Regions from separate parts of the Homo sapiens genome. Here regions 2, 3, 4 and 5 are each linked to region 1. A link is a loop called in an ENCODE intact Hi-C map of the cell type or tissue named here. Cell type or tissue: mammary epithelial cell. All regions are shown on one strand.

Region 1 (5,000 bases):
TTAAAGGAAACCATTAAGAAAGTGAAAAGATGGTCCACAGATGGGAGAAAATACTTACAAATCATGTATCTGACAAAGGATGTGTATCCAGAATATATAAAGAATTCTTACAGCTCAATGCTCAAAAGACAACCCAGACAAGTAATGGACAACTAAAATATGCATTTCTCAGAAAAAGATATACAAATGGCCAGTAAGTGAATGAAAAGATGTTCAGCATCATTGGTCATTAGGGAAATGCAAATCAAAATTATAGTGAGTTACCACTTTACCCCCACTAGGATGGTTAAAGTCTAAAAGACAGTAATAAGTGTTGGTGAGGATGTGGAGAAATTGGAACCCTTATACATTGCTGGTGGGATTGTCCTGCTACAGCCATTTTGGAAAACAGTTCCTCAAAATGTTAAATACAGAGTTACCATTTGTCCCAGTATATTAGTTAGGGTTCTGCAGAGAATAGAACCAATAGAGGGTGTGTGTGTGTGTGTGTGTGTCTGTGTGTGTGTGTGTGTGTGTGTGTCTGTGTGTGTGTGTGTAGAGAGAGAGAGGAAAGGGACAGATTTATTTTAAAGAATTGGCTTACATGATTGAGGAGACTAGCAAGTTCAAAATTTGCAGGGTAGGCCAGCAGGCTGTAGACCCAGAGAAGCATCGATGTTGCAGTTAGAGTCCAAAGGGAGTCTGCTGTCAGTATTCCTTCTTCCTGGGAGAGGTCAGCCTTTTTTCTTAAGGCCTTCAACTGATTGGATGAGGCCCACCTCATGAAGAGTAATCTGCTTTATTCAAAGACTACTGATGTAAATGTTAATCTCATCTAAAAAACACCTTTGTAACGACACCCAAACATGTTTGACCACAAGTCTTGGTATGGTGACTTAGCCAAATTAACACATAAAATTAACCATCCTACCTAGCGATTTCACTTCCAGGTATATATCCAAGTAAATTGAAAACATGTCCAAATATGTCTAACCATACAAAAATGTTCTTGGCAGCATTATTCATAATAGCTAAAATGTGGAAACAATCCAAATATCCATCAACTGATATAAATGGATAAACAGGATGTGGTAGATGAATATAATTGATTATTATGCAGCCATAAAAAGGGATGAAATATTGACATTTGCTACATCAAGTGTGAACCCTGAAAATATGGTAAAGTGAAAGAAGCTAGACACAAAAGGCCTCATAATAGATGATTCCATTTATACAAAATGTGTAGAATAGGAAAATCCACAGAGACAGAAAGTAGATTGGTGGTTGCCAAGGGTTGAAGGGGAAAGGAAATGAAGAGTAACTACTATGGGTGTAGGTTTTCTTTTTTGGATGATGGAAATGTTCTGATATTAGATAGTGGTGATGGTCGCACAACTCTGTGAATATACTAAAAAACATTGAATTGTATATTTTAAAGGTGTGAATTGTATGATATGCTGATTATATCTCAATAAACCTGTTAAAAAATGCCTAAGCCTCCAAACGTAAGTGGTCCTGGCCACCTAATAGAAAGCAGCAGGAGTTGCTTCTAAAATATAGAATGTATGCTGAATCCCATATGTGAAGAGTTAGAAGGGAATGAAATGATCATCACCATTTACTAGATACCTTCTGTGTTTCAGAAGCTGTGAACATATCAGCTCTCTTAGTCTTCCTTAAAAAACAAAAACAAAAAACATAGCCAGTTTTAAGGGCACACACCTGTAGTCCCAGCTACTCAGGAGGCTGAGGCCGGAGGATCGCTTGAGCCCAAGAGTTCGAGGATGCAGTGAGCTATGATCACGCCACTGTACTCCAGCCTGGGTGACAGAGCAAGACCCTGTCTAAAAAAAATAAAACAAAAGCATATGTTGGCTTTAATCTTCCTTGTTTGTTCACATCAGGAAACTGAGCCTTTGTTCAAATTGCTTGGCCAAAGTCAGCTATGTTGGGACTAGACCTGGGTCTCTCTGACTTTAGGCTTATTCCTAATTCACTGCCCCACACTTCTCCTGGAGGAGAAACCCTGTCCCGAACTGAACAGAGAGTGGCACGACCTGCCACTTAGAGAGGTGGGCAAAGTCTTCCCAAGAACAAAGGTATGAAGGCTGAAGTATGCTTTTGGAGAAAAAACAAAGGAATTAAGTGCAAACGGGAGGCCGTTGCTTTTATGATAAAGAAAAAAAAAACAGGTTTAATTTTTAAAACAAAAGTTCCACAAGGACCACAAGGAAAGTGACAGGAAGACAGAAGGGACCACAGGATCCAAGATTGCCAATTGAAAAGCAAAACCTAACACTGGGGTAGAGCCAGCATGTCATGGACCAGTAAGAGAAATGAACGTTCCCAGAGTAGCCAGCTGAATTGGGGAGAGGCCTAGCCGTGTTGACAGTCAGTTGGACCAGAAGCCACGTAGGGGTGTTCCGGAAGCTGAAACAAGTCGTTTCTCATCCAGAGACAAAAGTGGCCCCAGAAGAAGTTACCCTGGATGCTCCATGGATCAGGATCCAGTACAGGGGCTTGTAGACAAAGAGAAGTACTGGAGTTCTTTTACAAGAGATTTTAACCTGAGGTTTATGGATTCTTAGGGGGCCTACATCGTCTTCAAAGGGTCCTTGAGCTCTTGCTATCATGTGGAAATGTTTTGTGTCTATGCGTCTGGTTCTGGGGAGAGAGTCTTCAGGTTTTTAAAGAATCTATGTCAGGAAGAAGATATTTAAAAGTTATTTAAATGTTTCTCTTAAAGCGCTAGGCTAATTTTCTGGCTGTGTGATAGATTGTGTTAAATGGTCTGGCACTCCTAATTTTTGGAATAAAAATGAATTCTTAGTGAATGATCTCACAGCCTGCAGTGCTGTCTGATTCTGTCCTGGCATTTGATAGAACTTGTTAGGGGATTAGGTAAGACAGGATGTTGGTACATTTGAGGTCATTAAACCAAGAAGGGAAGGGTGGGGGTTGCGGGGGGGGCAAAGAAATCTTGCTAAATATATTGTGGAGCTGAACTAAATGCTGAATAGCTAAGGGACATTCTTTGTGTTCTGTGCCAAGACTTTAAAACCCTGTTTAGAAACAGACTAGAATGATGGAGACAGCTCCATCTAGATGCAGTGCATTGGTAAATGCCTGTCTTTCCAAGAAATACTATTTTACTTGTCCTTTTATGGAGGAGGCGTGGAAGGCTGTGATGTACTGGGTTGTATAACATTTTTGTAAGCGGATACAGCTAGTATAGAACCTAGAGAAACAATAAAAGCCGCCTTTTCACATGGTGTCTCACAGTTCCCGTTTCATTACTAGGAAAATAATGAATATGTCACAGAGAAGCTAATTCGTATGAAAGGTTTTTGTCAGCTGAAATGCATGCCCAAAAGTTTATTTTCTACCTGTCTTTTCTTTCTACTTCTTTTTTGTTTCCTTCACTCTTGTTTTGGATGTATAGTTTTAGAAAATACTCACTTTAAAAATGTATTGGATGGATAGTGGTGAAGGCTGTACAACGAAACAAATGTACTTGGTGCCACTGAACCGTATACTTAAAAATGATTAAAGTGGTAAATTGTACGTTTTGGATATTTTACCATAATTTTTAAAAAGTATATCGGCTAATACAGAAGGAAAACCCACTTACCCTTTGAGGCAAGAATTCCAAGTATCTTTATGTGGTAAATGCCACACCCTTTCCCACACGTGGTATGAATATGTAAGTCGTAGGGCAAAGTGTGTATGGGGTAGAAGTGCTCATTTAAGCATTGCATGGTCCCCACTCTGCCACTCACTGGCTATGGGACCTGGGACCCTATATCCCAAAGCAGATGTTAAGCCCTCCACAAATGCTGCCTTCTTCCTCCTCGGTCCATTACTCACATGTTGGTTTTTCAACAGTACAGTGAGACAGTGGGACTCAGTGATCTCCAAGGTCCCTTTCAGCTCTGCTGATCCATAGTTTAAACTCACTATTTTTAAAAAAAATCTATAGAACACTATGAAAATTCTCGTGGACAGATGTAGTCCACGGGCTTCCCATGTGGACACACAGCAGCTTTTGCTGCTTCTGACTTTCTCTCTCCTCTGTTCCACATTCTTTCTCTTCCCCAGCCTGCCAAGAGTCATCCATGAGCTTGGACCTGGGAAGAGAGGGCAGACAGGAGAAAGAAGTGAGGTGGCTCAGGACAGAAGGCTGGGAAAGAGCCTGGTGCTGGATGTCAGGCTGGACTAGGGATGCATGCAACAAGCCAGGAGTCAGCCCTGACAGTGCCACATGGTTATGGGTGTGATGGAACCCAAGGCCGTGGCCCCAGATTATCTGAAGGGTATGTGACCACAGGAGAAGTAAGCACGATTGATTTTTATACGAGGTGGATGGTGGTGGGAATGTAGAGATTAGATCCAGGGAGAGAAGCTGAGCTCATCGTGTGAGGAAGAGCCTCTGTTGGGGAAGAAGAGGCTATGTCAGGAGGTGCAGCAGGAGAAGAGGGCCAAGGGCCAAGTGCAGGTGTATGCTCAGTCTCCAGGCAGGGTTCAAGCTGAGAGCAGATGAACTCTGGCCTAGGACTCGAGGGCTGGCAAAGGCAGATCCCCAGGGCAATGTCTCTCCTCTGGTTCCTCTATGTGTACCTGTCACTGTACTCTGCAAACACTGATCTTCATTCATGTATTGGTGTAGCCATTCATTCAAGTTTGTGCCAGGCACTATTCCAAGTGTCAGGTATCAATGGTTAGCAAGAGAAGCTAGGTCCCTGCTGCTGTGGGTCTTACATGGACCAAGAGAGAAGATAGGTAATTATACAGTAAATAAACATGTGGATTTTGGTTATCCCTTGATGGAAACAAGCAGGGCAATGCCTAGCTGTTTGGGAGAGGACAGAGCACATTAAGGACAGTGTCTCTGCAAGTGACATATTTGAACTAGACCTAGTGAAGGAGAAGTAACCAGCATGGCTAAGGGTTGTGGGAGGGAATTCTAGGCAGAGAGAGAAGCAGGTGGCAAGGCCAGGCAAGGGCTTTGCATAGTCAAGGGA
Region 2 (5,000 bases), 98 kb after region 1:
TCCAGACTGTGCACCTCACTGAGCGATTGGTCTTTTTTTGGAACGAGCTGGCCACTGGAGAGTTTCACAGGTCATTTTGAGTGCCACGTGAAAATAAATTGAAAGAGGGCCAGGGCAGAAGCAGGGAAAAGACACAAGAGGCTAAGACAGCAACCCAGGTGTGACCTGATGGCCTACACCAGGGTGATAGCAGTGACATGGTGGTTGGTGTCAGATTCTGGTGATATTTTGAAGGTAGAGCTCATGGGAATTTCTTATATGTTGGATACAAGGTGGGAGAGAAAGAGAGGAGTCACAGATAACATCCAGGCTTAGGGCCTCAACTATTGGAAGAATGGAGTTGGCATTAACTGAGATGGGTGAAGCGAAGACTGAGAGGAGTAGGATTGGGGACTCGGGTAGAATTGGGAGTTTTGTTTATTTTTTTGTTTAATTTTTGAGACAGAGTCTCACTGTGTTGCTCAGGCTGGAGTCCAGTGACACAATCTCAGCTCGCTGCCACCTCCACCTCCCAGGTTCAAGCAATTCTCCTGCCTCAGCCTCCCAAGTAGCTGGGATTACAGGTGTGCACCACCACGCCTGGCTAATTTTTGTATTTTCAGTAGAGACGGGATTTTGCCATGCTGGCCAGGCTGGTCTCGAACTCCTGACCTCAAGTGATCCACTTGCTTCGGCCTCCCAAAGTGCTGGGATTAAGGCGTGAGCCACCATGCCCGGCCTTCTATTTTGTATATATTAAGTTTGAGATGCCTGTTGACATCTAAGTAAAGATGTCTAGTATGCAGTTGGACTTACATGGCCAGAACTCATGGGAGAAGTCTATCCTAGAGATAAAAATTGTAATACCAGAATATTGGGAATACTAAAAGCAACAGGACTACATACGATCACCAAGGAAGTGAGTGGAGATAGAAAGGAAAAGAAGTCCCAGGATTGAGCCTTGGAGCTTTCTCGAATTAACAGGTCAGGGAGATGAAGAGGAGCCGGCAAGGTAGACCAAGAAGGAGCAAGCCTGAGGTGGGAGGAAAAGCAACAAAGCATAGTGCGTGGTAAGCCAGGTGAAGAAAGCATTTCGAGGAGGAGAGAGCCATCAACTAGGTCAAATGATGCTGACTGTAAGCTAAGATGAAGGCCAAAAACTGACCATCCGGCAATTTGGAGGCCATTTGTGATTTCGTTGAGCACTTTTGGGGGAGCAGTAGAAACAAAAACCAATTTGATTGTGTTCTAGAGAGAATAAGGCTTTTTGAGTGAAAGGGAACAGAGAAGTAGATCAGTAGCTGGAGGGAAACGGTGTCAAAAGAGGTTTCATTTGGTTTTTTATTTTAAGTAGGAAGAAATCCCAACATGTTTGTACTCTGTGGTGAAGATTACCATTGCTCACCCACACCCAGTTTTCCTCTTTCCTAGACACACAGGAAGACTAAATTTGTAATCAGGTAGGCCATATGACTAGATCTAGCTGATGAAATGTGAGGTGAGGACTCTGCTCCAAGGCAGTCAAAAGTAGGTATAAGCTCTTTATGCTTTGTCCCATCCACTTAGCTGGTGTCAAAGGACTCTAGAGTGATGAAGCTGTAGCCTAGGTCCCTGAGTCACTGTTGGAAGAGAGCCAGCAAAATCCATCTGACTCAAATCAGACTCTGACATGATGAGAAATAAACTTTTAAGTTAATTAAGCACTCAAGATTTGGTGTTTCTGGATGTGAAGGCAATCTGGCTGCAACATCTGTCACCCCAACATCGCCAGGTTGATTGGGCTGATCTGGCTGGCTCAGTGGGTGTCGTTTCCCTCCCTCACTGCTCCACGTGTGTCCCTCCTGAAGCTGCAGGCTTGGTTGAAGAGGACGACCTTCCCTGATAGAGGAGGACCGTTCTTCATTCACAAGTATATACATAGCTGTGCTGCCTGCTAGAAGCTCCAAACAATCTCTCAAGATGTGGTGTTTTATCTGTTAGCACAGCAAAGCCTAACCTGTCCTAATACCTGGGCTGAAGGGAAAGTTCCAAAAGAGAGAGAAAACTTGATGATACAGGAGACAGAAGTTCAATTGCCTTCAGTATGCAACAGAGGATGGGATCTACTAACCAAATGGCCAGACTCAATAAGTCACATCCTAATCTGAAAATGATGGATTGGGGCTGGATGATCTCTGAGATCCTAGCCTATGTCACACAGGTTTACAGTCCTTGAACTTGGCTAGCTTCCTGTTGGAGGAAGAGAGAAAAAATCCTGTTGGTCAGGAAGAGTGGAGGGATGTTTGGATTGAGAGGTAGGGAAAAGCCATAAAGATGGGAGGCAAACTGGCCAGGAAGGGAGAGAACCACAGGACTCCAGAAGAGGCACAAGCTCAGTTCTCCCACTTTTATGACTTTTCCCTGACTTTTCAGAAAGGGCCTTCCTTACAGGCATTCACAGGAGATGACAGCTAAAGAGCGGAAAGAGACTTCTGGGCTATCTGATCACCTAGAACATAGGCGGATCATGGCTCTTTAACCATGTCAGAAGGTGTTAAGATTTTGAGAAAATTAGTTCACATTTAATGACCTCAATTTCAATATGAGTGTACAAGGAGTAACAATGCTAGTTACCAGTTTGACTTGCAGGGCCGCTGTTCAGATAAATGAAATGTGATGTGTTAAACTTCTTGGAAGGATGGTGCTATAGAAACAGTAGGTGTTATTATTCCCCTAAAAGGAAAGAACAGTCTTCTCTGATGAAATGGCTGTTACCTCAGAATCCTCATTAAAAGCTGTGGTGCAATTTTCCAAGTTGCGTTAGTAAGACTTGGCAGCAGATGAAAAAAAAGCAAATAAATAAGAAGTCAAAATATTTCAGGTAACTACTTGCTGGCAAATGAGAAGTTTTCAAGTCCTAGAATCATACTGATAATTTTGAAATGCCTAAAGGCAGAACTTATTTATAGTAACGCAGAGGTGACTGCTAGCCCTGAAATGTGGTCCTCAGTCTCGGATGGAGTTGCGGTAAGGCAGCGCCACAGAAAGGGGAGCTAATACTATTGTGACTCCAGCCCTGGAGGCTGTGGTGCTGATACAGAGGGAGGGAAATCTAGTGTGAAAATAGCCACAGCAATAGCTAATTTTAAAACTGAGACACATAAGCTGTTTCCAAACCTCTTACATTTTTTAAATCCTGAGGCCAGTAAGCCTATTTAAAGAAACTTATGCAGAAATGTGTTCCTCTTTTGGCATAGTAGTAGGAGTTGAGTAGACAAAAACCTAAGACATATCTAAAAATCATTTTAAGTGACCTGATTTCAAAGCCGTTTTTAAGATTTCTTTTCACTATGTCTATTTATCCCTATCTGATGTAGGATGACCACAATAATCAACATTTTGAAATAGATTTATGACAAGGCCTCTGAAAGTAAACTTGTTTGCATCAATTTTTTTAAAATAGTTACCGGCGTATCTATTCATTTTTAAACTCCTCTGTATATGAACAAAATATCCTTCATGTTTCTTTCTTTCTCCCATTATGGAGTCTCTTAGCTATTTCAATTAAAATTAATAATAGCTTTAAAGACAAAGTTCAGAGCTATAAAGTTCCTCACTTGATCAGTCATCATAACTATTATTTTGTCGTAGTTAATCATAGAACCCGGGCCTTTACCAAGGTACTTAATTAAACTTTTTAATTTATGATAAGAATTTAAATAGCACTTGTGAGAGTTTTTCAAAATTATTTCTACTTCCCATCCAGATTACACCCTACACCCTTGGAAAAAAAAAAAAAAAGGTGTGACAAAGAGACATCATGGCTGTCAGCCAAGGGTATTGTAGGTCACGCCAGCACGAACTGGCAGCAAGCCATTGTCCAATTAGCATGGCTTCATCCTTGCAGAGTAATCACTCTTTGAGTAGATGGTTGAGTCACTCACGATGCAGTGGTGCTTCACTTGAGCCAGTCCTTCTTAGAATAGGTTTCCTGTTCGCTGTTAATACCTGTCCTCATTTGCCAATACAAGTGCAGGATCATTTAGGCTGAAAGCTGAATAGAAGGCAAACATTGATTATGTATCTCATTTCTCTTGCTTCCTGAAAACTGAGATTGCAGTTAAACAGTGAAAGCACGGTGTGTTTTTTAAGTGAGTTACAAGAAAACACAGTTTCCACACCAAAATACTCAGAGTTAGAATCCAAGAGTCAGTTTTTGTTCTGTCTTTTCTTTGGCAGCTTTAACATTTGGCACAAATCTGAGGATATCAATAAAGTTACCTAATAATCTTAATGGATTCGCATTCCATTCAAAAATTTGGAATGTCACCCAATGTCTTCAGGTTTCAACTCCATTGTTGGGGTGTTCATGACATTTCTGGTGGGTGTGCAGTTATAAAAGCAGACAGCTTTTGAAAGAGGCCCTTCTTATGGTGAGAACACCTGGAATCTTGGTTGGATAAGCTGTAAGCCAGGAAATTGATTCAGGAATTTTTTAATAAAATGGATCATACCCAGGCATTGGAGTGATGCATGGTGGTCAGTTAAAAAAAAAAAGGGAAAAAAGAAAGAAGGCTGTTCTTAAAAGCACAAAGAAAATAGAATAAAATTGTGGGCACTAATCAGTTAATACTTTTATTTTCTTGTTTGTTTGGGTTCTGAACCAAATTGCAGGCTAGAAAAGAATTGGCTTGTTTTGCTTTGAGGAGTGGAGAAGCAATTAAATAATAACACTTTTGGTTTCCTAGGATCTCGGAAGTGTTCTTTTTTGCCATTAATTTGGTACACATAGTAAAATTCATCACTTTGCCATAGACTCCTAAAATATGTTGACAGTCTCTGTAACTGACATTGGCATCACCTCCAAGCCAGCTAGTAATGCGGTGAGCTTTGCTGAGATGGACTTTCGTGTGCAGCCTGGCGAAGGCTGTTTGTGAAAAAGTTAATGCATTCCACACCCTGGGTGGGATGGAGCCAGGCCTCCAACGTGAGCACATTTTTGACTGACTGGCAGCAAAGAGAAATACTGGCAGCTGTTCCCA
Region 3 (5,000 bases), 77 kb before region 1:
AATAGGAGCGAGGAGTACAGTTAGCGTTTACGCACTATTACTAGTAGACACGCCCCAGAAATGGGCTCAGGAGACATCTGGGAACAAACAGATTTTTTCCCTTCAAATATGTTAAGAATCTTTTTGTTTCTAGTGGGAACAGCTGTAGGATTCAGCTGTTTGTTTGTAATCTGATGTCTGAGTGAGGGATGATGTTTAAGATGTAGTATACTAATATACAGAATGTCATCTTAGGTAATAGTGAGGTGGTGAGGGAAGTGGAATGAAGCTGGGAAATTCAGTGTTAGAGCTGACATTTCATTCTCTCCGAGGTTTGTGAAAAGGCCACAGCAAACTTTGCATTTCCCCAGGAAGGAGGGCGGAGGTTCGGTTGGTATCACACCCTGCACATTATTTAAACACTAGCTTGTTGATTTTCTCTTCTGTGAAGAGCAGTTATAGAAAGCGTGTTTCTGGCTGACTTCATCCTGGTTCCCTGCTATTTTGGTCTACAGCACTTGGGAACAGGGAAAGTCCGGGTACCTGCTCTGTGCTGAGAACAAAAGTGGACATTTTCTTGACCAAAAGTGGCTTCTGGCATCCTTTTTCAGAAGCAGTTTTTCAGTGAAGGAAGAGATGTTTCAAGGCCAATATCTAGAAAGAGTACCTAGGTTTATGATTCACAGTACCTTCTTATCAGCTTTAGAGGTCCTTAAGAGTGAGGATATGACATGGGATCTGTTAAGGATGGCATTTCCCCCATGAGGAAAGTGAAGCCCAGAGAAAGCCTGCGACAGCCCAGAGTTGAGGTTAATCAGTGGCAGAACCAGAAACCCCATGTCCTAATGCCTCCTCTAGCATTCTGCATAAGCTTCACAGCCTTCAACCCAGGGTGTAAGTTGGGGGAGATTTCATACGATCCGATCCACATTTCGTGCATTACGTTTCACCAGAGGCCCAAGGAGCTAACGTAGGCAATGGTGTCAGAGACCCAAGTCCTAATCAGAATTCTACCACTTACTAACTGGAAGGTCCTGGGGATGTTAACCTCCTAAATCTCAGTTTCCTCGTTTGTAAAAGAGGTAATTATAAATAGTTCATTGAGTTGTTGTGGGAACTCACGTCATAACATTTGAAAAGCTTAGTATGGGATCTGCTGTACGGTAGGTGCTCAATAGATGATAGTTTTTTTATGGGTCAGGTGCTGTGCTACCCACTGGAAATACAAAGAAAAAATAAGATACCATCCCTGCCCTCAAGTAGTCTGCAGTGTAGTTGGGAAGACAGACATACATGTGAATAAAATAGTGTGCATTGAATGTAATGAGAGCAGCAAGGTGGTCCATAAAGCGAGCAGACTGCAGTTGTTTGAGGAGGCTTCAGAATGAAGTGTTGCACAGATTTTTGAAGATGAATAATAGTGTTAAGGCAGGCAAAGATTCTTCCTTTCAGAAGGAGAAAAGAGTACATAATGTGCTAATACCTGGACCCATGAAATAATATTTTAATATTAACATATTAAATTAACATATTAACATGGAGTTGGAATCAGTTTACAGTGCTGTGGTCTAAAGTCTCCAGCCAGAGAAGCCAGAAGGACGGCAGAAAGGAGGACAATCTAAGTGGCTTGGAGGCTACTCTGGGTGGATATGGGTCAATCCTGAAAGGTTTTTAAGCTGGGAAGTAATATGGTGATATTTGTGTTCTATAAAGATTACTCTGTGGCTACGTGAAGCATGAACTGGAGGAGGCAGGAGCAGGAGGGCTGGTAAGACATAATGAGGGCATTGCATCTGGTTTGGGCAATTGGACTCTGTCACCAAAACTGATTTGGAAGTGATGATGTTGAGCAGTTCTGACGCTTGTAGAAAAAGTGGAAGGAGGTAAGGGTAGGTGGGGATACACACACATTTTTTGGATGGGCCCCTCTTTTCTGCCCCTACATCCCTCTCCTCCGGTGTGTCGTTTCCCTGATCTACTTCAACCTGCAGATCTATCTAGCAGGCACCTCACTTGGGGATTTGTTCCCATACCAGCAAGAAGCTTATAAATTCCTCTGTTAGGCACCTTAAGCTGGTTGAGGTTGTCCAGGTGCCGTGAGGTGCCTCAGAGCTGCCCCTTCCCAGTGTGCACTTTCCACAGCTATCTCCTGTTTTTCGACCACTGAACTCTCAAACTCTCAGTATTTGCATATTCTTGTTTCCTGTAAATTTGCTCCCTCCTTCACTAATCTCTGCTCGCCCTGAGCTCCAGAATTGTCATTCCTGGAGACCTTGGTTAACATCTGAAACTCCTGCTTTGCTATGTGTTTTAAGAATGTACATGTTGGATATGTGATAAAATCAGTACAGCCACTGAAGGGGAAATGAGAACAGGGCTTGGAAGGAAGAAATTTGTTACATTCACAGGTCCCATAGAGGCGTGTCACCACATGCTACGCAGGGCCACAAGGGAAAACACCCGTGTTAGTCAGGAGGCAGAAGGCAGGAGCCAGGGGAGAGCTTGGGCCAGCCACAGCCTTTATTGGAGTTTCCAAGGGAAAGGCAAGGCAGGGCAGGGTTAACAGTTTAGAATTGCTAGTTGAAGTAGTTTGGTTAGGCTCCAAGCTTTCTGGGTGGTCCCTGCTTGCTTGGTACCTGGCTGTGGTATAGTAAAGGCAGAGAAATATTGCCTCTGAGGGCCAGATAGAGGAGGGGTGTCTCTAGATTGGTGAATTTTCTTGTCAAAGGCATGCTACCAGCCGGGCTCTTTGTTATCTCTGAGAATCGGCTAGCCTTGAAAGAGACAGTCTCTCTCTAGCCAGAAAGGTAGTTTTAAGATGTCAAAACATCTAATATGCAGAAAATACAAAATATGTAAAATACATAATGATACCTTCTATTCTTAGTCAACCTGTTTGCCTGTTTATTGATCTGAGATCTGATTTCCCAACCCCCAGCCACTCACCCCCCACCGCCCCAACACTGAGAATTTTGAAAAATTCTCTTTCAAAAGAAGGGATTAGGTTTTTTCCACCAAAAAGTTGTTTTTAATATGAGAAGTCAAGCCTTTTTGACATTTCTTATTAGTTAATATTCTTTCCTTACCAGTTAATTGTTCATTTGTTGTTTTTCTTCTGTCTTATACAGGCAGTTGTGAAAACAAAATGGTTGTATAATTTACCTTTAAAACCTACCAAGAGAGTTTCTTATGATTTCAGTGTAATAGGAAAACCATTGTATAAATGAGAACTCTCAACTTTCCTAGAATAAGGAATAAGAAAAAATAATAAATATTAATTTCAAAACTTAGATATAGAAAAAGAACTTCCTAAATGCCTGTGTTTTCCAACTTGAAGTAACATTGACTTTAAAATGCATTTCTAACAAAGTTCACTCAGGTTCATTTACTTCTTTAGATTATGAAGTATATCATACATGTGGAAGGGAATATATAACATGTAGATACACTTTAAAGGATTAAATAAAGAAAACATCCACATTTCTGCTACTCATCTGAAGAACATTATCATTGCTACTGAAACCCTTATGTACCTCTCTCCTATTGTTTTCTCCTCTCCCCAACTACTTTCCTGGATTTTGAGTTACTTACTGTCTTGTTTGTTTGCTTTTTTTTTTTTAGTTTTACTACATATGTACCACATATAATTTTACCATATATATATCCCAAAGCAATATACTATCTCATTTTAGCTTTTATGTAATAGAATCATACTGATTATTTTGTGACTTGCTCCCCACAAAACACAATGTTCTGAGTTTTATCCAGGTTGACCTGTGTAACTTTAGTTCATTCATTTTCATTGCTATAGAATATTTTATTGTGTTTATTTTACTGTAGTTTATTTAGCCATGCCACTGTCAAAGGGTCCTACATTTTATCATGTATATGGAAACCTTATTGGCTTCCTTATTAATAAAAGTAATTTGTAGATTCTTTATATCATTTACAAGTAATGATAGTTTTTTTTCCCTTTCCAACCCATAAAATGTTAATTCTTTTTTCTTGTCTTACTGAACTGGCAAGAATCTCCAATGTTAAATTAAAATAGTGATAGATAAAACTTTAACTTTTCATTTATATTATAAAGTATGGTATTTGTTATAGGGTTGCTTTGTGATATCCTTTATCCAGTTCAGGAAGTTTCTTTCTATTCTTTGTTTTAATCATGAATGATGAATGTTGTATTTTATTGAATGCTTTTTCTATATTCTTTGAGATAATCATATATTTTCTTCTTTCATCTAGTGAATAACACTGATTGATATTGAAGCAACCTTGAATTATGGAATAACCCAAATTTAGACACATTATTTTTCTTTGGAAATTATTAGATTTGAATTACTAATATTTTGTTCAGGATTTTTGCATTTATGTTCATAAATGAGACTGTCTTATGGTTAGTTTCTCCTTGAGGTTCTTTTATTTTTGGGTTTATATATTTTTGAAGATACATTATTAGGAACATATTATATCTTCCCAGGGAATTAAATATTTCTATTAATATGTGATGGCCCTTTTTATCTCTTTGCCTAAAATTAACTGTGTATGGGTTTAATTTAGCTACACCAGATTTCTGGGTTATTATTTGCCTACGCAGTTCTTCCCCCAGCCTCCTTTATTCAAAGACACAAAAGGCTTTAGATTTGTGCTTTGTAAATCACATAATTGGAATTTGTCTTTTTACTAGCTTTATTAAGGTATAATTTTCATATGATCAAACTCACATATTTTAAGTGTACAGTTTGATGAATTTTGGCAGGTGTGTATAGTCATGTAACCACTACCACAATAAAGCTATAGATATTTCCGTCACACCAGAAAGTTCCTCATGCTTTTTTGCTATCAGTTTCCTTCCCTCACGTCTGGCATTAGGAAACTACTGATCTATTTTTTATCACTATGTTATTTTGTCTTTTCCAGAAAGTCATACAAATGAAATCATACAGTAAGTAGACTTTTGTGTTTGGCTTCTTTCACTTAGTATAATGCCTTTGAGATTCATTTATGCTGTTACACAT
Region 4 (5,000 bases), 130 kb after region 1:
AGGGAGGCAGGAGGGTCGGAATCACAAAGTCCACTTTGAAGTTTGAAGTCCACTCAAGTGTTGAAGAAGCTTCTAAAGGTCCAAGTGGAGACCCTGGTCATAGAACTGGTAGGTTTGGTAGGTTGCTCCACAATTATCATGGAAATCAACAAACAGGTCCTGGGAGGAAAGTCAACTTTCCCCTGCCTTTTCCCCGTTTCTGACCATGGCTGTATGCAGCATCATCTCACATTATACTAGCTCATCTATTTTCCAATCACCTTTATTTTTTATATTTTCTTATTTTTTTATTTTCATTCTTTAGAGATGGGGTCTCAGTGTTGCCCAGGCTGGTCCTGAACTCTTGGGCTCAAACGATCCCCTTCCCTCAGCCTGCTGAGTAGTTGGGATTACAGGCCCAAGCCAACACGCCCAGCCATCTTTGTTTTTGTTGTTGTTGTTGTTTTGAAATGGAATTTCGCTCTTGTTGCCCAGGCTGGAGTGCAGTGGCACAATCTCAGCTCACTGCAACCTCTGCCTTCCGGTTTCAAGCGATTCTCCTGCCTCAGACTCCCGAGTAGCTGAGATTACAGGTGCCCGCCACCATGCCCAGCTAATTTTTTTGTATTTTTAGTAGAGACGGGTTTCACCATGTTAGCCAGGCTGGTCTCGAACTCCTGACCTCGTGATCTGCCCACCTCACCCTGCCAAGGTGCTGGGATTACAGGCTTGAGCCACTGCACCCAGCCCGTCGTTTTTTTTAAAGACCCTTTACATCCTGTGAGAACTTTCACCTCTTTCTCATTGCCAGATCAGAATGACTTACTGGGAAAGTGTGCTGTTTTTAAAAATCCTACATTAGGCAGAAACTGAAACAACAGACTGACATCAAAGGTGTCCATTTAAAGAAAGCCCCAGGCTACAGAATTCTGAGCCCTATCCTCCTCCAAAATTTATGACTCTGAAACCTAAACTGCCTTGGGTCTGCCTGGGAACCTGTACATAATTCCTATTACACACTGTAAAGCGTCCCAAATAGCTTCCAAAGATACCTTGTTTTCGTCAATGGGGTATCCAGGTTGTGGCTTTGGTTAGTTAGAAGCAACATGATGCTTTTTTTAGTCGTTCTCAGTCTTGAATTGGCCTATACTCTCAGACTTCGCCAACTCTTCCTCCTAATGGCCTCTCTCATCTGTCTATATTTCCCTTCCCAACACCACTGCCTGTATCCCGGCCACAGTGGTGCTTGCCTGGACTTCTGTGACTGGCTTGCCGCCCGTCTGGCTTGTTCCCCAAATGCAGCCAAAGGAGTCTCCCTCATACTCTCCTGCGCAACAGACTCCAGTGAGGCCCCTGGGCCAGCCTCGGCGGCGGACACGGAAGGACCTTCCCAGCCCGTCCCCTTGCTCCCTTCTCCAGTTTCACCTGTGCCCTTGCCCCAGCTGCTGCTCCTGCCACACCACACTGCATGCTATGTTCTCTCTTAGGTCTTTGCACATTTCATTTCTTCCATCTGGAACACCAGCTCCCACCCAAAACCTAACTAATCCTCCCTCAGGCTGCAGCTCATTTGTCACCTCCTCAGTTAGATGCCCTTCCGCCAGCAGCTGTACTTCCCCTGTGACATGGTTTGGCTGTGTCCCCACCCACATCTCATCTTGAATTTTAGCTCCCATAATTCCCATGTGTTGTGGGAGGGACCCGGTGGGAGATAAACTGAATCACGGGGGCGGTTTCCCCCATACTGTTCTCCTGGTAGTGAATAAGTCTCATGAGATCTGATGGTTTTATAAGGAGTTTCCCTGTTCGCTTGGCTCTCATTCTGTCTTTGCCAGCGGCCATGTAAGATGTCCCTTTGCTCTTCCTTCATCTTCCACCATGACTGAGGCCTCCCCAGCCATGTGGAACTGTGAGTCCATTAAACCTCTTTTTCTTTATAAATTACCCAGTCTCAGGTATGTCTTTATCAGCAGCATGAAAATGGACTTACACACCCTGTAAGTAAGAACCGTACTGACAGTTCTTATCATGGCTGTGTTGTGATTACCTGTTGACTTGTCTCTGTCCCAATAGCCTAGAACCTCTCAGACCAAGTACCGTTTCCTTCATATTCATTGTTTTATGCCCCCAGCACCTAAGACACAATAGAACCATGCAAAGTGGTCAGTATGCATTCGTTAAAGGGATAAGGTGATTTGTATCTTATATTGAAAAGGTGCCCACCAGTGACATCCCATATTGTGAATTCCTGTGGAGGAGAATGCCTGGTGTCATTACCTTGTTCTCAGCCTATAAACTTAATCCAGCTAAGTGCTGTAGTGTCACTGAAACTCACTGATCTGTGCCTGGGGCTGCATGCTTGTCGTCTGACGCAGTTGTTCCCATGTTACTGTGTGGCAAAGGTGAACTGAAACACCTAGGGGAAGGCAGCTAGCTGTGGAGTGTTAATAATTGCTGACAGATTTGGCAGTTCATAAAGTAATGATATCATTCAGGACAAACTAATAAATAAAATAGCCTTTATTCTGCATTAAATATAATTTGCTAAAAATGTATTCTATGTGATGAACAAACCATAAGTTCCAAATTCCCTTTTTATTGCACCTAAAAAATACACCGTTAAGATCCCGCATATATTTTTTGAGGCATTTGCTTCTCTTTGCCTTGCTCTCTTTCTGTGACTTTCCCTGCGACCCAGATATAGAAATATCTTGTGTTCTTGTGCTCCCTCTCCTGGTCTTTTCTGTCTTTCAGCCAGAGCATATTCCTAGAATTGCGCACCACCCAGGTGGGGGCCTGGGCATATGAACAAAGAAGCCAGCCAGCTCGGCAGTGCTTGTTGTAAGATCTGGGGGGGGCCAGAAACAAATTTCCTTCTTCATTGTTTGCAGTCCAGCTTGACTAAGTGAAAAAGGGCCGTACAGGTGCAGAAAAGAAACATGCCTGGTATCCTTTCTGAGAAATAAAATGTTCTTTAGAAAAACACACATACACACAAACATTATAATAAAAAACACCTGATATTATGTTTTTTTGAAGCTATGCCTCCCCGGAGATATACAAATGCATGTATAAATGTGTCCAATCTGTTCTGTTAATAGTGCTAATTACCTGATTATCTGGTCAGGTACAGTAATAAACCCCTTTGACATTCTGTTCCTTCCATATGCTAGATAAAGTGTTCTAATATCTGGTCTGTGACTGTATGCTCTGCCCGCCAAGAGTCAGGAGGTGGAAAGATCATCAAAGCCTGTCGGCGGCGCTTCACTTCGGGGCACAGAACTGGGAACAGGGCACTGCCAGGCCCTACCTTGAGGTGGCAGGACAGCACTGTCCTTACTCCTCACGAGGGTGGCCTGTACTTCACAGGGCCTCTGTTGCCCTTCACATCCTCCGAACTCTGACCCTGCCCACCTTCTTTCTCCTGTTGGAGTTGCTTTTAGACACTTTATAATTTCACCTATTTATCTAACATTCTTCTTTTTTCCCCATTTGACTTTCTGAAATGCCTTCTTTGCTAACTCTGTGGTCTTTCCTACTTTAGTGTAGAAGAGGATTTTTATTTTTTCCAAGCTGATCTAAAAGACAGTCATCCCCCAACCCCCACCATCTAAAATTCTCTTACTCTAACTTAGCAGGTTAAGGATGAACCAGTTTTGCTCACTCAACTCACCCAGCCTTCATTTCCAAGCCAGCTTGCAGTCTTTTCTCACCATCCTGCAGTTCCAGCAGGACTGGTATATGTGTCCTCTTCCATCTGTTTTGCTCCATGGTTTTCCGAGCACTGTCAGCCTCTTCCCAACAGATCGTTTCTCTTCCTGTCATGTCATTCCCTTTTATGAGCCCCATTTGAAGTTTCATTTAGGTGGGGTGGAGGGCACTGGTTTCTCAGGTAGAGAAGGGTGTTAATCCCAGGTGCATATGGCAGAGCCTTTCCTAGAAAGCATGAGGCTGCCAAGGTCAGGGTCACAATATTTGAAGGACAAAGGCTGACTCCTGTTGGTGCTGCGCTCTCTGTCCCCCACCTGCTCCCATCCAAGCGTAGTGGTAGAGTGGTGGCAGCCCACATCCGTCCCTTGTCTCTCATCTTCTGCTGCACCAGGAGTCTCAACAATGGATAGGTCAGCATCAATTATTCTCCTATTTGATTGTGATACATTGTGAGTTCCTCCAGGAATTCTTACCTTCTTAAGACTACATTTTTGCTGGGCACGGTGGCTCACACCTGTAATCCCAGCACTTTGGGAGGCCGAGATGGGCGGATCACCTCAGGTCAGGAGTTCAAGATCAGCTGACCAACATGGAGAAACCCCATCTCTACTGAAAATACAAAAAAATTAGCTGGGCGTGGTGACACATTCCTGTAATCCCAGCTACTCGGGAGGCTGAGGCAGGAGAATCGCTTGAACCCAGGAGGCGGAGGTTGCGGTGAGCCAAGATCGCACCATTGCACTCCAGCCTGGGCAACAAGAGTGAAACTCAGCCTAAAAAAAAAAAAAAAAAAAAAGACTACATTTTTAAGACACATTCTTTTTTTATTATTTTTCGAGACAGAGTCTCATTCTGTCACCCAGGCTGGAGTGCAGTGGCACAATCTCAGCTTACTGCAACCTCCGCCTCCCAGATTCAAGCAGTCTTCCTGCCTCAGCCCCCCAAGTAGCTGGGACTACAGGCATACGCCACCACACCCAGCTAATGTTTGTATTTCTAGTAGAGATGGGATTTCACCATGTTGGTCAGGCTGGTCTGGAATTCCTGACCTCAAGGGATCGGCCAGCCTCAGCCTCCCAAAGTGCTGGGATTATAGGCGTGAACCACTGTGCCCAGCCCAAGACAGATTTTTAAAACTACATTTTTTGCTTCTTTCAAGTTCACTTCAGCATCCAGCACAGTGAATGCTCAAGTAAATTTTTTGCATTGATTATTTAGTAACATTTATGCAAAATGCCTCATATGTACACAAAATACTTATGGCTTTAGCCTTTCTGTGATCTAATGATGTTTTATCAATTTAACTTTTC
Region 5 (5,000 bases), 71 kb before region 1:
TATGTACAATTTCTTTATATCTGTTTACCAAATCACTCATTCCTACTTCAGCTGCATCTATTTTGGTATTGGACTTACTCATGTGAGTCTCTAAATATAATTATTATATTTTCATTTCTAGAAGTTATTTTTGGCTGTTTCTTAAATCTGCCTAGTCATTTTTGAAATCTTCCTTGTTCATATTTTAAGATCCTGTTTACTTTTTTAAAAATGTTAAACACATCTATTTTATATCTGTGTTCAATACATTCAATAGCTAAAGCCTTTGATGATTTCATTCTGCAGTTTTGTTTTTTCTCATTCATGTTCATGACAGCTTGATTCTTTGTTTTGTGATTTTTGATTGTGAACTTAATTACTTGGAATTCTTATGAAAATCTCTTGAAACTTAGATTTAATATTCATTATTCTAGAGAGGCTTTGTATTTGCTTCTGCTATGTGTTTGTAGTCATTTCCAACTCAGGACTTTTTACCCTATTTGGATTTGGAAAGGGCACATGGATATGTAATTTCTGGGCTTTGTTTTTGTTTTTTTGTGGGGTTTTGTTTTTTTTTTTCTTCTTGAGACAAGAGTCTCACTTTGTCACCCAGGCTGGAGTGCAGTGGTGAGATTTCAGCTCGCTGCAACCTCCACCTCCTGGGTTCAAGCGATTCTCCTAGCTTGGCCTCCCAACTAGCTGAGACTACGGGTGCACACTACCACACCTGGCTAATTTTTTTGTATTTTTAGTAGAGACGGGGTTTCATCATGTTGGCCAGGCTGGTCTCAAACTTCTGACCTCAAGTGATCCTCCTGTCTCGGCCTCCCAAAGTGCTGGGATTACAGGCGTGAGCCACTGCACCCAGCCTGGGCTTTGTATTTTTTGAGGAAATTTTCTTCTTTTTTCTCCTCTCCCATCACCAAGACTTATTCTGTCTTCTATTTCTGGGAAGATTTTTTTTTTTTTTAATTTACCCACTGAGGATTTCATCTTTCAAGGGTATTGGCTTTGACCTTCCTGTGTGGACATTAGGCTGTCCCTTTGTCTCTTAATATCCCCATCAGGGATTGACTTATGCAGGACTTACCTACTTACTTCTCTAGGTTCTAATTTCCTTGTCATTTTCAACTTTTAACAATTGCTGTTACTTTCTTGCTGCTTAGCCATATCTTTAAAAATATTTTTAGTACTCAGCATTTTTAGGCATTCCACATGAATTTGCCATGCTTGACAATCAGAAGTCCTCTTTATTTGAAAGTTGAAACATTTCCTGGAAGAGGAGCAATAGTAAATTAGTTAGATCCTTGCCATTCATGGATTTCACTACAGTCAAAAAGGTAACTTTACATCACAATAGAATCATATTTTACCTACAAAAAGTAGTATTTGGTTTGTATAAATATTAATGTTCAAGATTTTGTCTTTTTTTCTTTGGTCTTCTAAAATGGAGTTACAAAAAGGTCTTTAAGAATCAGTCACTCATTTACTGACTTTTCAACAAATACTTGTTGAGCCCCTACATTTTAGGTGCTGGAGACAAGATGTATCAGTGATTAAAGCAGACAAAAATTCTTGCTCCTACTGAGCTTACATTCTGGTTGGAGGAGATGGACAGTTAACAAGATAAATAGGTAAAGTGTATAGTATGTTGAAAAGGTGATAAGTGCTGAGGGAACCCTGGGGCAGGTAAAGGAGAATTGGGAGCTGTTCTCATTATTCTTTTTAAAATAATTTTATCCCAATAGTAAGCAATATTATTTATTTTTTAAAGAAGATATTTTAAAAGTAAGACCTATATTAACTGAAGTTTATGCAGAAAGTTCCTTTAAATATTCTACTACAGCATTATTCCTAAACTTGTAAAGGTTAAGTTGCAATTGATGTATACATTTGTAGAAGTTTCTAAATTAGAAAAAAAAAGTGTTTTATAATTCCTTGGACACTTGTTTAGTAAGAAAGTAAATGAATAGAAATATTGATCACAATAGAACTTCAACTATACGATGCCAAAACTTGTAAAAAATCCTCAGGTTTTAAAAATAGCATGAAACTGGAAAATGTTTTTTTCTGCCCACCAATTCCCACAAAGGCAAAAACAAACAAAATATCCAGCAACAACTGACTATCAAAGGGGGCTAAATATCTGTTAGACTTAACTCACTAGGCTGGTTCTGAAAGTCCCAATTGGTGAAGGTATAAAAGCCCATTCATTTCTTTAGTGCAAAAACTGACAAACAGGGCAAAAGTAACCAGAAGGGAACAAAGAGAGCAGTGGAGACCTTTAAAGACGGCAGCAGTGTACACCAGGGTGCAAAGCAGCAGGCACTGTTTTAAAAGGAGCACCGTTAATCCAGAGACTAAAGCTCTGCAGACCAAGAGCAAAGCACCATTTATAGCTCAGTTCCCACAAGGGCATGACCATGCTCTATTACAAGCACATCAGCTGAGGGACAGAGAGTCTATTATTAAACAATTGTAGTGGCTACCCGCAGGAAGTGGGGTGAATGTCTGGGTTAGTGTCCTGACACCAGTGACTTCATTGATCCAACCTGTGCAAGTATCAGGGAGGGGGTCAGAATAGGAGGAGTTATTGCAGAACGTTATTCATGAGGGAGTTTTTCATCATTAAGGCATCATCCAAGACTCCATTTTTACTGTTGTTTATGCTTAGACTTTTCTTCACAGTAAAAAATTGGGGAGACTCTCCATCTTCTTGTAAAGATAAAGAACTCTGAAAAATACATAAATCACTTTAGTGGTTTTTCTAATTGTAAAAAATAACAGATGTTTATTGGGAAAAAGTTCAGAAAATCTTTTTTTTTTTTTTAATCACCAGTAACCTGAGAGAAAGCAACTGTTAACATCTTGTTATATACCTGCAGCTCCAAACTGTGTGCCAAGATGCTCTGGGGCACCACAGCAAATTCTGGGTGCAGCTCTAGGGTTGGCACAGATACTTTCCATCATTAAGGGAAACATCGTACAACACTCTGCCAACTATTAGCTGGAGATAGTTCACAGTTTCAGCATTAGATCACACTACATTCCTTTTGATGACATCATATCTTTACAAAACCGAGTTTTCAGTGATTGCTGAGTGTTTAGTGATAAAAAGTGTATCACATGAAAACCAGCGTGGAACAGGAAATAAGGTAGTGGTGTCCAGCGATTCCAAGATTTAAAGTTATGCAGTGCCCAACAGGTGTATACATTCTATAAACAAGTTATAACAAAGTTACTTGAGAAGGAAATAGTAGTTTTCATTTATGTGTGTTTTTTTTTCAGCTGCTAAATCATTCTGACATAAATAGTTATTATGTTGTTTGGATCTAACTACTTAACAGACAGCTCTATTAGGTATTTGTTTGGGCCTGGAGGCATTGTGAAAAATTACTGAGACTCTAAGGGCTACCAGAATCATTTGGGAACCTCTAATACAGATCCTTTCGGACCTTCCCCTATATACAACCACACATATTTTTGAAACCTATTGTTTTCTTTGGGTTAACAATATATTGTGGAAATCTTTGCATGTCAATAATATGTGGATCATTATTTTAAAATTTTAATGGCAGAATAGTTTTCCATTGTTTGAATTTCCATGTTTTTTAACCAATCCTTTAATGTTAGAGGTTTAGTTAAACTTCACTTTTATGCCCTGTTGCACAGGCTGGAGTACAGTGGCATGATCATGACTCCCTGCATCCTCTGCCTCCTGGGCTCAAGCAGTCCTCTGGCCTCAGGCTTCCATGTAGCTGGGACTATAGGCACCACCACACCTGACTAATTTTTCTATTTTTGTAGAGATGGGGTCTCACTATGTTGCCCAGGCTGGTCTCAAACTCCTGGGCTCAAGTGATTCTCCCACCTTGGCCTCCCAAAGTACTGAGATTACAGGCGTGCAGCACTGCACCAGGCCTACTTTACTTTTATAATCAGCGGTGTGGTCAGCCTCTTTGCACATCCTCTTTGTTTATATAGCCAGTGATTCCTTAGGCTAGATTCCTAGAAAGTGATTTTCTAGGTCAAAGAATATGTACTTTTTAATGACTTTTACATCCATGTGTAAAATACAGGGAGAGAGAGCCCAATTGTCTTTTCAAAGAGGTTACACCAGTTTCTTTTAACCAAGTTTACAAGCCTACCTCAGCAAAAAGAAGTGAAACATTGGAGAACTCCCAAACATCTAAATTCAGATTTGTGAACTGGCCAAGCATGTTTCTCTTTCTCAATCATTGAATAAAGTGAATGAAAGCTGGGGAAATGTGTACTTTCCAGGAGCGCCTGGGAGCCCTTACAGATGAAGCTCCAGCTGAAGTCAGAGGTAGCTGATAGCAGGCCAGGCGCAGTGGCTCATGCCTATAACCCCAGCATTTTGGGAAGCCAAGGCATTTTGGATCACTTGAGGTCAGGTGTTTGAGACCAGCCTGGACAACATGGTAAAACCCTGTCTCTACTAAAAATATAAAAAATTACCTGGGCATGGTGGCAGGTGCCTGTAATCCCCAGCTATTTGAGAGGCTGAAGCAGGAGAATTGCTTGAACCCAGGAGGCAAAGGTTGCAGTGAGCTGAGATCATGCCATTGCACTCCAGCCTGGGCAACAAGAGCGAGACTCCATCTCAAAAAAAAAGAAAAAGAAAAAAGGAGGTAGCTGATAGCAACATCCAAAATGACACCCACCTAGGGAATAGGAAAACCATTTGCAAGGAAACTTCTCCAGCCTTGGTTCACTAACTAGTTTTTTAAAACATTTTACTCCTTGCAAAGCCATGCTCTACCACATAGCTTCACTCTACCTCTGTGAGGAAGAGGCAAATGATACAAATAGGAGTTGACATCAGGAATTTTTTGAGAGGACAAATTTCAGAATACTGTGAGGGTCAAACAGACTCCTTCCTGTTCCATGGTCCACAGCACATAAATTTATTATTATTATTATTATACTTTAAGTTTTAGGGTACATGTGCACAACGTGCAGGTTAGTTACATATGTATACATGTGCCATGTTGGTGCGC

Evidence for each region. Peaks named below come from ENCODE experiments on the same cell type or tissue, not always from the same donor. Only the 100,000 strongest peaks of a DNase experiment are listed, where the experiment ranks them.
Region 2: a loop joins it to region 1, with 2.9 times the contacts of the local background. A loop is called at or near these places in 4 of 110 quality-filtered maps.
Region 3: it touches region 1 in a loop (5-fold over the local background); 19 of 110 quality-filtered maps call a loop at or near these places.
Region 4: it touches region 1 in a loop (7-fold over the local background); 29 of 110 quality-filtered maps call a loop at or near these places.
Region 5: it touches region 1 in a loop (5-fold over the local background); 18 of 110 quality-filtered maps call a loop at or near these places.

What each region holds. Positions count from the first base shown.
Region 1 is chr6:90,096,223-90,101,222 of GRCh38, reverse strand. All of the region lies in intron 4 of BACH2 (BACH transcriptional regulator 2), which reads left to right. Among named protein-coding and RNA genes, the nearest start is that of BACH2, 200 kb to the left of the region's middle. In mammary epithelial cell, a CTCF peak has its summit at 3,081; a DNase peak (open chromatin) is centred at 2,972; H3K27ac peaks cover 3,139 bases.
Region 2 is chr6:89,998,208-90,003,207 of GRCh38, reverse strand. All of the region lies in intron 6 of BACH2 (BACH transcriptional regulator 2), which reads left to right. It also overlaps the pseudogene RN7SKP110. Among named protein-coding and RNA genes, the nearest start is that of GJA10, 110 kb to the right of the region's middle. In mammary epithelial cell, a CTCF peak has its summit at 3,012; DNase peaks (open chromatin) are centred at 1,607 and 3,847.
Region 3 is chr6:90,173,513-90,178,512 of GRCh38, reverse strand. All of the region lies in intron 4 of BACH2 (BACH transcriptional regulator 2), which reads left to right. Among named protein-coding and RNA genes, the nearest start is that of BACH2, 120 kb to the left of the region's middle. RefSeq lists a cis regulatory region at 4,707 and an enhancer at 4,635-4,779. In mammary epithelial cell, no CTCF peak of the experiment used is centred here; a DNase peak (open chromatin) is centred at 2,432; H3K27ac peaks cover 1,329 bases.
Region 4 is chr6:89,968,537-89,973,536 of GRCh38, reverse strand. The region is part of intron 6 of BACH2 (BACH transcriptional regulator 2); the gene reads left to right. Among named protein-coding and RNA genes, the nearest start is that of GJA10, 77 kb to the right of the region's middle. In mammary epithelial cell, CTCF peaks have their summits at 2,719 (motif pointing left) and 3,288; no DNase peak of the experiment used is centred here.
Region 5 is chr6:90,166,978-90,171,977 of GRCh38, reverse strand. The region is part of intron 4 of BACH2 (BACH transcriptional regulator 2); the gene reads left to right. Among named protein-coding and RNA genes, the nearest start is that of BACH2, 130 kb to the left of the region's middle. In mammary epithelial cell, no CTCF peak of the experiment used is centred here; a DNase peak (open chromatin) is centred at 3,037; H3K27ac peaks cover 372 bases.